Regions from separate parts of the Homo sapiens genome. Here region 1 is linked to region 2. A link is a loop called in an ENCODE intact Hi-C map of the cell type or tissue named here. Cell type or tissue: heart right ventricle. All regions are shown on one strand.

What was found. A loop is a pair of places that touch in the nucleus more often than their neighbours do. Peaks named below come from ENCODE experiments on the same cell type or tissue, not always from the same donor. Only the 100,000 strongest peaks of a DNase experiment are listed, where the experiment ranks them.
Region 1: a loop joins it to region 2, with 12 times the contacts of the local background. A loop is called at or near these places in 86 of 110 quality-filtered maps.

Annotation. Positions count from the first base shown.
Region 1 is chr18:45,688,899-45,693,898 of GRCh38, forward strand. LOC105372093 (a long non-coding RNA gene) reads right to left here. Exons shown (of 10, transcript XR_935423.3): 7 at 3,497-3,542. Among named protein-coding and RNA genes, the nearest start is that of SLC14A1, 33 kb to the right of the region's middle. In heart right ventricle, a CTCF peak has its summit at 2,549 (motif pointing right); a DNase peak (open chromatin) is centred at 2,553; H3K27me3 peaks cover 733 bases.
Region 2 is chr18:45,877,366-45,882,365 of GRCh38, forward strand. It overlaps EPG5 (ectopic P-granules 5 autophagy tethering factor), which reads right to left. Exons shown (of 44, transcript NM_020964.3): 31 at 4,909-5,000; 32 at 2,710-2,858; 33 at 1,648-1,849; 34 at 1,011-1,083. Among named protein-coding and RNA genes, the nearest start is that of SIGLEC15, 54 kb to the left of the region's middle. In heart right ventricle, a CTCF peak has its summit at 2,791 (motif pointing left); a DNase peak (open chromatin) is centred at 2,816; H3K27ac peaks cover 395 bases.

The DNA.
Region 1 (5,000 bases), 190 kb before region 2:
AGCAAAGGAAAGACCCAGACAGATCCCTACTCATAATCAGCTCATGAAACGCCCTACTGGAGAAAGGCAGAAAGAGTAGCTGGCTTTTTCCCCATCCCTGCATACTCCCCTGGGTGCTCTTTGAATCAATGTTTAGCCGGATTTCACCCAATCATGAGCGTGTGAGTGGGGAGCACCCCCATGACTTGGCTTCCTGCCCAACACATCACACCACAACCTGTGAATAACTCATCTTCCCCAACACATTATAACCTCTGAGGGGCCAGATTATGTATTTTCATGGCCCCCATTCCAGGCCTGGCACGTGGATACATATTTACTGACAGATGGACCCCTACTTCAGCATCCCTGTAAGCCTGGAATTAATTCCAGGAGGTGGGTACTAAGCAAGATAATGTTTAACCAAAATGCAGATTCTAGCACCTCCCCTGAACCCTAAGATATTGGGATTCAGTAAGTGATGGGGTATCTGCATTTTTACCTGCATCGCAAATGACTTAAGAAGGCCAATTCTCCTGGCTATCTGAAGAACTGAAGGAGGTGGGTAGACAGAGGGGGTCTCAGCACAGGAATTTGAGTAGAATTCACGTAGAAGCCCAGGACATGATTGCATGAGTGGCCATGGGTCAGTGTGCAGCTTGCAAATCCAGTCACTGTAAGGCCTTATCCTAGAAAGGCCCTGACGGGGACTGGGGTTGCGGGGGTGGGGATTGAGGCAGGTGGCTACCATCTGTCAAGAGCAGCAGCAGACCTGCAGCTGGCTCCATGGCTTCTGTGGCCCATGCCCACCCTCCCTCCTTACCATCACAGCAGTCGCCCAAATGGCTCAGAGAGGAGCTCATGGGAACCCCACTTACTGTTGACACTGGGGGAAAAGAATGGAAATATGATTTGGCATAACTTGAGGGACGTATAAATGGTTTGTGCCTTTCACACCCCAAAAACTTCAATTTACCTCCCTCATGAATGTCTTAGAAGCTTCTGCATTCTTTAAGAAAACTCTAGTTTTTACATAAATTTAATATTGACCATATAATTCAACATTCAATTTTATGTTATCTGGTATCACCTGCCACCTGGGTGGAGGGTCTTATTTGCTCAGCAAGATGGGAAACTCTAAAGTCAAAGACCTCATCTTATAATTACTTGAACACAACATACTTTGGAGACCAAACATATTACTGAGCACAGGATATCCGTGCTGCTTGATTCACTTACTATTTGAACTCCTGGTTCTGAGACTGTTATCCGAGGAGAATAAAAGGGTGCTGGATGGGCTTCCATGGAGAGATGGAAACTGTCTGAGTGTTAAGGGCTCAGGCTAGGGAGGAGACAAAACTCTTCTTCTGAAAGTTTCATAGCTTTAGCTCTTATATTTAGGTCTTTGATCCACTTTGAGTTATTTTTTGTATATGGTAGTAGAGTCCCCAATCTTCTGCAAGTGGATATTCAGTTGCCCCAGCACTATTTATTGAAAAGACTATTCTTTTTTGCATATGGGATTGTTTTTCAGAATCCAGAAAAATCTTTAGTTCACATTCCTCTTGCTTTAAGGTAGTATTTCCATAACTCATCAGTCATGGATCTTAAATACATATCCAAAAGAAAAAATTTTAAATAAGAAAAAGTCACATGATCCAATGAGATCCAGGTACATTAAGCCAAATAAAGTTTAACATCTTTCATTAGCATTGGCTTCTCAAAGACTTTAATGCCAGTGTGCTTTTAATGAATCACTTATCCTTCTTTTATCAGAGAAGGGCGTGTGTGTGTGTGTGTGTGTGTGTGTGTGTGTCCACATATTAACATCTCTACGAGTACACTTCCAAACACCTCGAGTTTTGGAATCATTCTTTTGCAAGAGTAGACTTACTGACTTGAATGCTATTGGATTGTTTTAATTTCATCTTGGAGAGTTCGGCTAACAGGATGGTTGGGGTGTGTGTGTTTTGTAGACTTGTAGCTTTTATCTTCAACCAGGTCAGAGCAGAAATAACACAGTAACCTATGAATTCCTCTGGGGTGTTTTTTAGCAACTGAATGTAGAAGCCACAATTTTAGTTTGTTTCTGAACTGTCCATTTTTTTAAACTTAAATATTAAGGTGTGTGTTGTTGTTTTGTTTTGCTTTTTGAAAGTGTGGTCCAAGAACCACCTGAATCAGACTCACTTGGATGTAGTTAAAAAGCGCAGATCCCTAAGGCCCCTTCAGACCTAATAGTCAGAAACACTGGGGCTGGAGCCCAGACTGCACCCCTCCCCCCGCCCCGCCCCGCCCAGGATCCCTGGTGATTCCTGTGCATATCGAAGTTTGAAAAGCATGCTTTTCCTTGAAATTAAGAGACAGTGAACCCAGTTGTCTGCAAAGAGATAGGGGACAGAAACTTACATGTACCTAGGACGAAGATGGCTCTTTCTGTACCTTTGTCCCTTCCCTTCATCTGCACTGCCCACCTTCTGTGCCCTTTTGCATGCTCACACATCCTTCTGTATGATCAACGGACTTGGGCACGCTGCACACTCCTTGGCTTATGAAACTTTCACACTGTCAGCAGAGGGCGCCAGAGACCCTCCAAAAGCCACGGAATGCTCCATTTGCTCGTTGCCCTCCTTTTGCATTCCAGGCTTTTGCATTCTATTCTAGGCATCTAGTTTTCCAGGCTTAGGCCTGTCCCCCACCTCACTGATTCTCAAAGGGACATTGGATCTCAGGAGAGTGCACAGCTTCTAAGAAACGCACTTATTGTGGGGCCTGGAAATTTATTTAATGCCTCTGAGCCCAAATTTCACATCCTAACAAGGAACTAATTTATTAGCCTGTTACTGTAGTTCTTTTAATGGTTAAATGAGGTAACAGGTGAATGTGCCCATGAAGGTCAGCAGCCCAGTGACTGCCAGCACCCTGCCACTGCCACCACTGGTGCAAGTGTAAGCATGGACACTGGCAACCCTGCTCCCACCTGCACCCTGCCACAGGTACAAGTGCACACAGGAATGCAGCAGCTCGACTTCTGCTGGTACCCCAACCCCACCAAGGCATAAGCACCCTGCGGCGCTGCCACAGGTGCCAGAACACGTGAGTGAGCACAGATCCTGCTGCCACCGCCCCAAAGAAGCACTTTGTCTGGCACCACCCATCAGAGGGTTGTGGCTAATGGACCAGGAACACCTTGGACCCTCTGATGCAGCAGGTTCCCAATCTCACGGGGCCAGATAACAAAGCTGGGGTCCTGGTACCAACTCCCCAGACTTAGAGTCCACCAGGAGTGCTGAGCTGAGCCGTGGCCCCTAAAATCTTCCAGAAATGAACCCAGTCAACTGAACCTACCTTATACTGCAATGAAACCCCCAAGGGCAGCAAAGAAGAGAAAAGCAAAGAAAAAAACATGCATCGAAAGGACAGCAACTTCAGAGGTTGAGGGAACATCATCCCACACAGATAAGAAGGAATCAGCACAAGAACTCTGGCAACTCAAAATGCCAGAATGTTTTCTTACCTCCAAATGACCACACAAGTTCCCCAGCAATGGTCCCTACCTGGGGCTGAAATGACAGAAAAAGAATTCAGATTACCGACAGGAACAGAGAACATTATCATTGACATCCAGGAGAAAGTTGAAACCCAATCCAAGGAATCTAAGGAATATAATAAAACAATACAGGAGATAACATATGAAATGGCATTTTGAGGAAGAACCAAACTGATCTGATAGACCTGAAAAACTCACTTCAAGAATTTCATAATACAATCACGAATATTAACAGCAGAATCAACCAAGCTGAGGAAAGAATCTGAGAGTTTGAAGCCCAGTTCTACAAAATAGACAAAAATAAAGAAAAAACAATAAAGAAGAATAAACAAAACCTCCGAGAAATATGGGATTATGTAAAGAGACCAAATCTACAACTCCCTGGCATCCCTGAAAGAGAGAAAGAAAGAGAGAGAGCACGCACATGAGAGCGAGCAAGCACAGATCACAAGCAACTTGGAAAACATTTAAGGATATCATCCATGAAAATTTCCCCAACCTCACTAGACAGGCCAATGTTCAAATTCAGGAAATGCAGAGAACCCTTGCAAGATACTATACAAGATGACCACCCCCAAGATACATAGTCATCAGATTCTTCAAGGCCAAAATGAAAAACAAAATGTTAAAGGCAGCTAGAAAGAAGGAGCAGGTCACCTACAAACGGAATCCCACTAGGCTAATAGTGGATCTTTCAGCAGAAGCTCTACAAGCCAGAAGCAATTGGGGAGCCTGTATTCAGCATTCTTAAAGAAAATAAATTCCAATCAAGAATTTTACAGGCAGTCTAACTAAACTTCATAAGCAAAGGAAAAATAAGACCCTTTTTAGACAGGCAAATGCTCTTGGAATTCATTACCACCAGACCTGCCTTACAAGAGATCCTTAAGGGAATGCTGAATGTGGAAAGGCCATCACTGGCAACTGCAAAAACACATTTAGGTACTGAGACCATTGACACCATAAAGCAACCACACAATCAAGTCTGCATAATAACCAGCTAACAACAGAATGCCAGGATCAAATCCACACATATAAATATCAATCTTGAATGTAAATAGGCTAAATGCCCCAATTAAAAGGCATAGAGTAGCAAGCTAGATAAAGAAGTAAGACCAAAGTATATGCTGTCTTCAAGAGACCCATCTCACATGCAATGGCATTCATAGGCTCAAAGTAAAGGGATGGAGAAAAATCTACCAAGCAAACAGAAAATAGAAAAAAGCAGAGGTTGCTATTCTAATTTCAGATAAAATAGTCTTAAAACCAAAAATAATTTTAAAAAGACAAAGAACATTACATGATAGTAAAGGGGTTCAATTAACCAAGAAGACCTAACTATCCTAAATAGACATGCCCCCAACACAAGGGCACCTAGATTCATAAAGCAAGTTTTTAGAGACCTATGAAGAGATTTAGATAACTGCACAATAATAGTGGGAGACTTCAACATCCCACTGAAAGTATTAGA
Region 2 (5,000 bases):
CCAAGATCACGTCACTGCACTCCAGCCTGAGCAACAGAGTGAGACTCTGTCTTAAAAAAAATTTTTTTTTATTTTCTGAATCTGGTCTAGAAAACTCAATATCCAAATAGGTTCCGTTAATTCTTACTGGAAATAAACAAGCAGCCAGCACTATGGTAAGCAGTCTATATGTACACAGTCACTATAAAATCCTGAAGCTTGCAGATTATTCAGATAGCCCTCTAGCAAAAGCAAACATTCAGAACCTTTTATACTTTCCTTAAGTGGCTCGTAAAGCATCATGGGTTAATGCAAAGAGTCTAGAAACAGAAGTCTAAGACCTGAGTTCTAGTCGCAGCTTCAGCACTAACCAACCAGCTATGAGACTTGAGTTTGACATTCATGTTCTCTGAGTCTCAGAATCAAATTCAAGTTTTTGAAAACAACTCCTATAATGTGATGTTTACCACTGTCGTAATTTTTATAAAACCCTGACAAGTTCAACTAGCTTCTGCTTGTATACTTTCAGGGAAAAAAAAGACTCAGAAGGCAACTCACTGAATTTGGACAGCTCTATACCTCTAAGTATTTCAAATGCTTGTGAAATAATGCTTTAATTGAAGAGTCCTAGATTTAAAGGTAATTCCCACCCAATAATTTTATAGCCAACTTAGTTCCAAAACACAACTGATGTAGTAGAGAAAAATCAGTCTCATAAAACCCTCAAGCGAACAGCATCATTTTTTCTGAAATTAAACACTAAAGTTTATTCAACCTCTTATTGTGGAAAACTGGAAATGAGTGTCCAGTTTTGTTCCAAAATTATTATCAAGATAATATCTCTGATGATCCAGACTAGCAATTCCATAAATAGAAAATGTCTTAAGTTTTGAAAAGAAGCCTTTTCTAAATTTAAATATGGCCTTACACTAAAAAATTAAATCTGTGAACTCATCACTTCTACCAAATACCATTTAGAATTTTAAGTCTACAAACGTCAAAGGAATTTGAATATCTAAAAAACTGTTTACCTTTCGTTGTCCTCTAAAACCAGGATCCATGGCTTAAAGAGCTGAATGATTACTGAATGTAGGGATTTCAGCACTAAAAAGTTTTAGAGACAAAACAAAGGTCATCATTTGTCATTTGTCAATATCACTGCTCACATTATATAGAAAAATCTACCTCTTATTATCTGTAGCTTCATAAACCTATGTTAATGTATAAACAACATGCTTAGTGTAACTATGTATGTTTACGTTTTCATTGGCTACACTGGAATTTCTCTGAATTGAAGAATTTGTATTACAATACAATATCATGGATAATTTTATAACACACTTTTAAAAAAGATAAATGTATAAGATTTAGAACCCCATCTTAGTAAGACAAATGACAGAAAGGGTTGGAAACTGAAACCTCTCTGTACCCCAACCTGCAAAGGAGGGGCAGAGACAAGCTATAGCAAGCACCCTACATTCACTATGTAATGAATATATCCATTCATATATTGTGACATATATGACACATATATGGGCTCATGCCTGTTCTATATATTTCTACTTTCTCTCCTTGACACTCAATATAAATCTCTTAATGTGCCTATTTAAATCTCTCTTAATGGAAAGTCCAAACACCTAGCTCCACATCGCATGAGAAGTATATTACCTGTTTTCCTGCTGGCAGTTGGGTCTTGGGCCAAACAGGTCATTTCTAAGTCAATCAGCCTTTTCACAAGGTAGCCCAAGAATGTCTTCACATCAGCCATATAAGGACTCCATTTTGAGAATAAACCAAAGCTTTTAAAGTCCATCTTGGATAACCGAAGCTTATAAAAAAAGTCTGAAAGCCACTGTATAGTCTCCATTACCTGGAAGAGACAACTAGTCAAAAAATGCTTACTAAATATGTATTTTAGTAAAGTGTTATGATACACTGTGATGGGGGTGTATATAGTAGGTCTTTGACTTTATAAGAGAGTGGCAAAAATATAAAGCATATGAGAAATAAATCAATGGTTTTTTGTTTTTGTTTTTGTTTTGAGGTAGAGTCTTGCTCTGTCGCCTAGGCTGGAGTGCAGTGGCACGATCTTGGCTCATCGCAACCTCCGCTTCCTGGGTTCAAGCGATTCTCCTACCTCAGCCTCCTGAGTAGCTGGGACTACAGGCGTGCACCACCATGCCCAGCTCATTTTTGTATTCTTTAGTAGAGACAGGGTTTCACCATGTTGCCCAGGCTGGTCTCGAATCCCTGACCTCAAGTGATCCGCCCACCTTGGCCTCCCAAAGTGCTGGGGTTACAGGCATGAGCCACCGCGCCAGGCCATCAGTGGGTTTCAAACCTTTTCTAAATCAGTGGAACCATTATTTCAAATAAATTCTCATGCAAATGCATATCAAACAGAAAGGATAAAACCCAGAGCTCCATGGGACACTGCATCATAGAAACCCGACCAGAGGTCTCAGGGTGGAGTCCGATGGGCTAGGGTGGGCAGGAAAGATCTACAGGGGAGTGCCTGCCCTTGTCTTGGATACATGGGCAAGAATTAGACTCAGGGGAATGGGGTGAGCCATCTGGAAAAAGGGGACACGAGGGAACCAAAGCACTTAACACAAAGAAAAACACATGGCTCTTAAAGATAATGCACAAGTTTTCCAACTGCTTAAAAAATGAATAGCAAGGGAAATAAAAAGAAATGCACAAACACGTCAGAGACCAAAGGCTACACACCTGCTTGTCTGACAAGAGAGCATCAGAAGAGCTGGGAAGCACGGCGCCCTCGGTGGACGCTGCCCCCTGCTGGCAGCTGGGGGCGCAGCAGCCCAGGGCTCTCAGAGTGGCCTTCCAACACTCGGGGCTCAGAAGCTGCTCCGCGGAGCCTGCCAGCAGGGACAGGAAGAGCAAGTCAGTGGCTTTCCCGAAAGGAATATTTTAACTTGTAACAAAGAATATGAGCACCTTATAAAGGAATAAAAATAAAGCCAAAATCCAAAACAAACTCACAGGGATATCTGGGGTGAGGAGGCCCAAGTAAAGAGAACCTAAGAGAAGAACTGGCCACCTGCACATTTGGTTTTCCTGGTTCCTGGTAACCCTGCTGGGAGTGAGCGCTGCTGAAGCTGGTGGAGCTACACTCAGAGGGGTGGGAGACCTGACCCTCCGACCCTGACTGGGGAATGGTGGCAGTGCCTCTCCTGGCTGGGGGACCACAGCTATCTATGAGTGTGACAGAAACAACAGTCACAGGACAACGGAAACCACATGATGAAGGCAACTCAGGGCCTGGGCTCTCCAGAAGGAGTCTCCTACCGGCCCCCCAATTCCCCGAAACCAAGACCCAGAGGCAGCATGGAAACGCTGGACAAGTCCAGCAGCCCATATTCTGAACTAGTCCCAACTCTGCTACTTAATAACTTCCCATCCCACAGGACAGGAATAATATCTCCTAAAGTACTTTCCACCCAGAGCGAACATGAGAATCAACTAAAATAACAGGTTCATGGAGCAGGTCTGAGGAGAACGATGGTGAGGCCAGTTACAATATGTCCAGTGTGAGGTACCTGGGGACAGTGCCAGTCTGTGTCCAATGGCCACTGGGGTCTGGATCTTAGGACAGCGCCCCAAAATTAAGCTATCACTGGAAATCACACATGCCTAGAAGGTGGCAGTGACATCAGGGAAAACAACGGGCTCACCCAGAGGGAATGAATGCAGTAGAAGAGCAAAGGATGCTCCCAAGGGAACATCAACATGGTAGCCAAGGAGGAGAAAGAAACCAGGAGGCTGAAGCTCATGACATCTGAGAGGTATCATATTGTTATTCTTAAGTCTGAATTACTTTTCTTGGTAAGAACAAATTTCTAGCTAAATTCCAGTCAATAGTGGTCTAATATAAATGGTTTACAATCTCTTTAAAAGATTTCAGGGAAAAATCCACAACACACACTATTTGAAACTTTAAAAGCTTAGAGAAAAAATTAGCTATGCACATATTCATTGGCATTTGTACAAATGTATTTCCCTTCCACCATTCTCCACCCACCCTGCAACCTGCCTCTGTGGGAAACAATTAAAGCTTGAAGTGCTTTCAAAATGAGAGGCTGCACATTTCAAGGTCCTTTGGGCAACCCGATACACTGGATCATTAACTTATCCATTAAACTATTTCTATGATGTAACACAAAAATTTGGTATAAAGCAAAATTTCATTTGCTATTATATCTATAAACCGTATGAAGTTTGCATTAAAAAGTAAATACTATCTCATTTATCAAATTTTAATAAAATTACTGCCTAGCGAAACTCCAAAAATAAAAAAGCCTACCCTATTTATTTCTCCTCTAAACTCTAAAATTGCTATAGAAAATTGTAAGAAGGGGGAACAGAAGTGGCAGGAATGTGGAGATTGTAATGCTGCTCTTTCCCTTGGTAAATATAAATAAAGTCTATCATTACATATGGATAAAATTAATTTGCAAAAAACAAGAGTAAAAGACTTAGAAAGGAAAAACTCCCAAAATGTTTGGAACTACAGAGAAACAAACTGTCATATTAAACATATCATAAGGCACAACCTCCTTGCTTTGCCAGATCTGTCGTCTGCAGAGTAAGCCAGTCCTTTCCCACCCCACTTCAAGACAGCTGAAAAGTCAAGACAAAGAAGTACCTGCATGACTGTGGACTCCACCAAACTGGAGGTGCTGCCTTGCCCAATTAGAGCCCATTCTCAAATTTAGAACAATAACTGGCCATATTTACAGTAACAACTTTTTGGGCCTTGTTCATCAAGCCCTTTAGATGACAATTAGTGATTCTAAACTCCTATACTGGTATTACTTTCATATCTTTGAATAACATCTGTAAGATGAAAAATGTGATATTAAATATTCACTAAGATCTAGTTAGTTACAATTAAATGAAGACACTTACTTTGCATAAGCAGCCTGAGAATGTCACTGTACTGGTCAGGAAACTGGTAGAGAAGAAGATAAGTCCAGTGCTTACAGAAAAGATTAAATGGC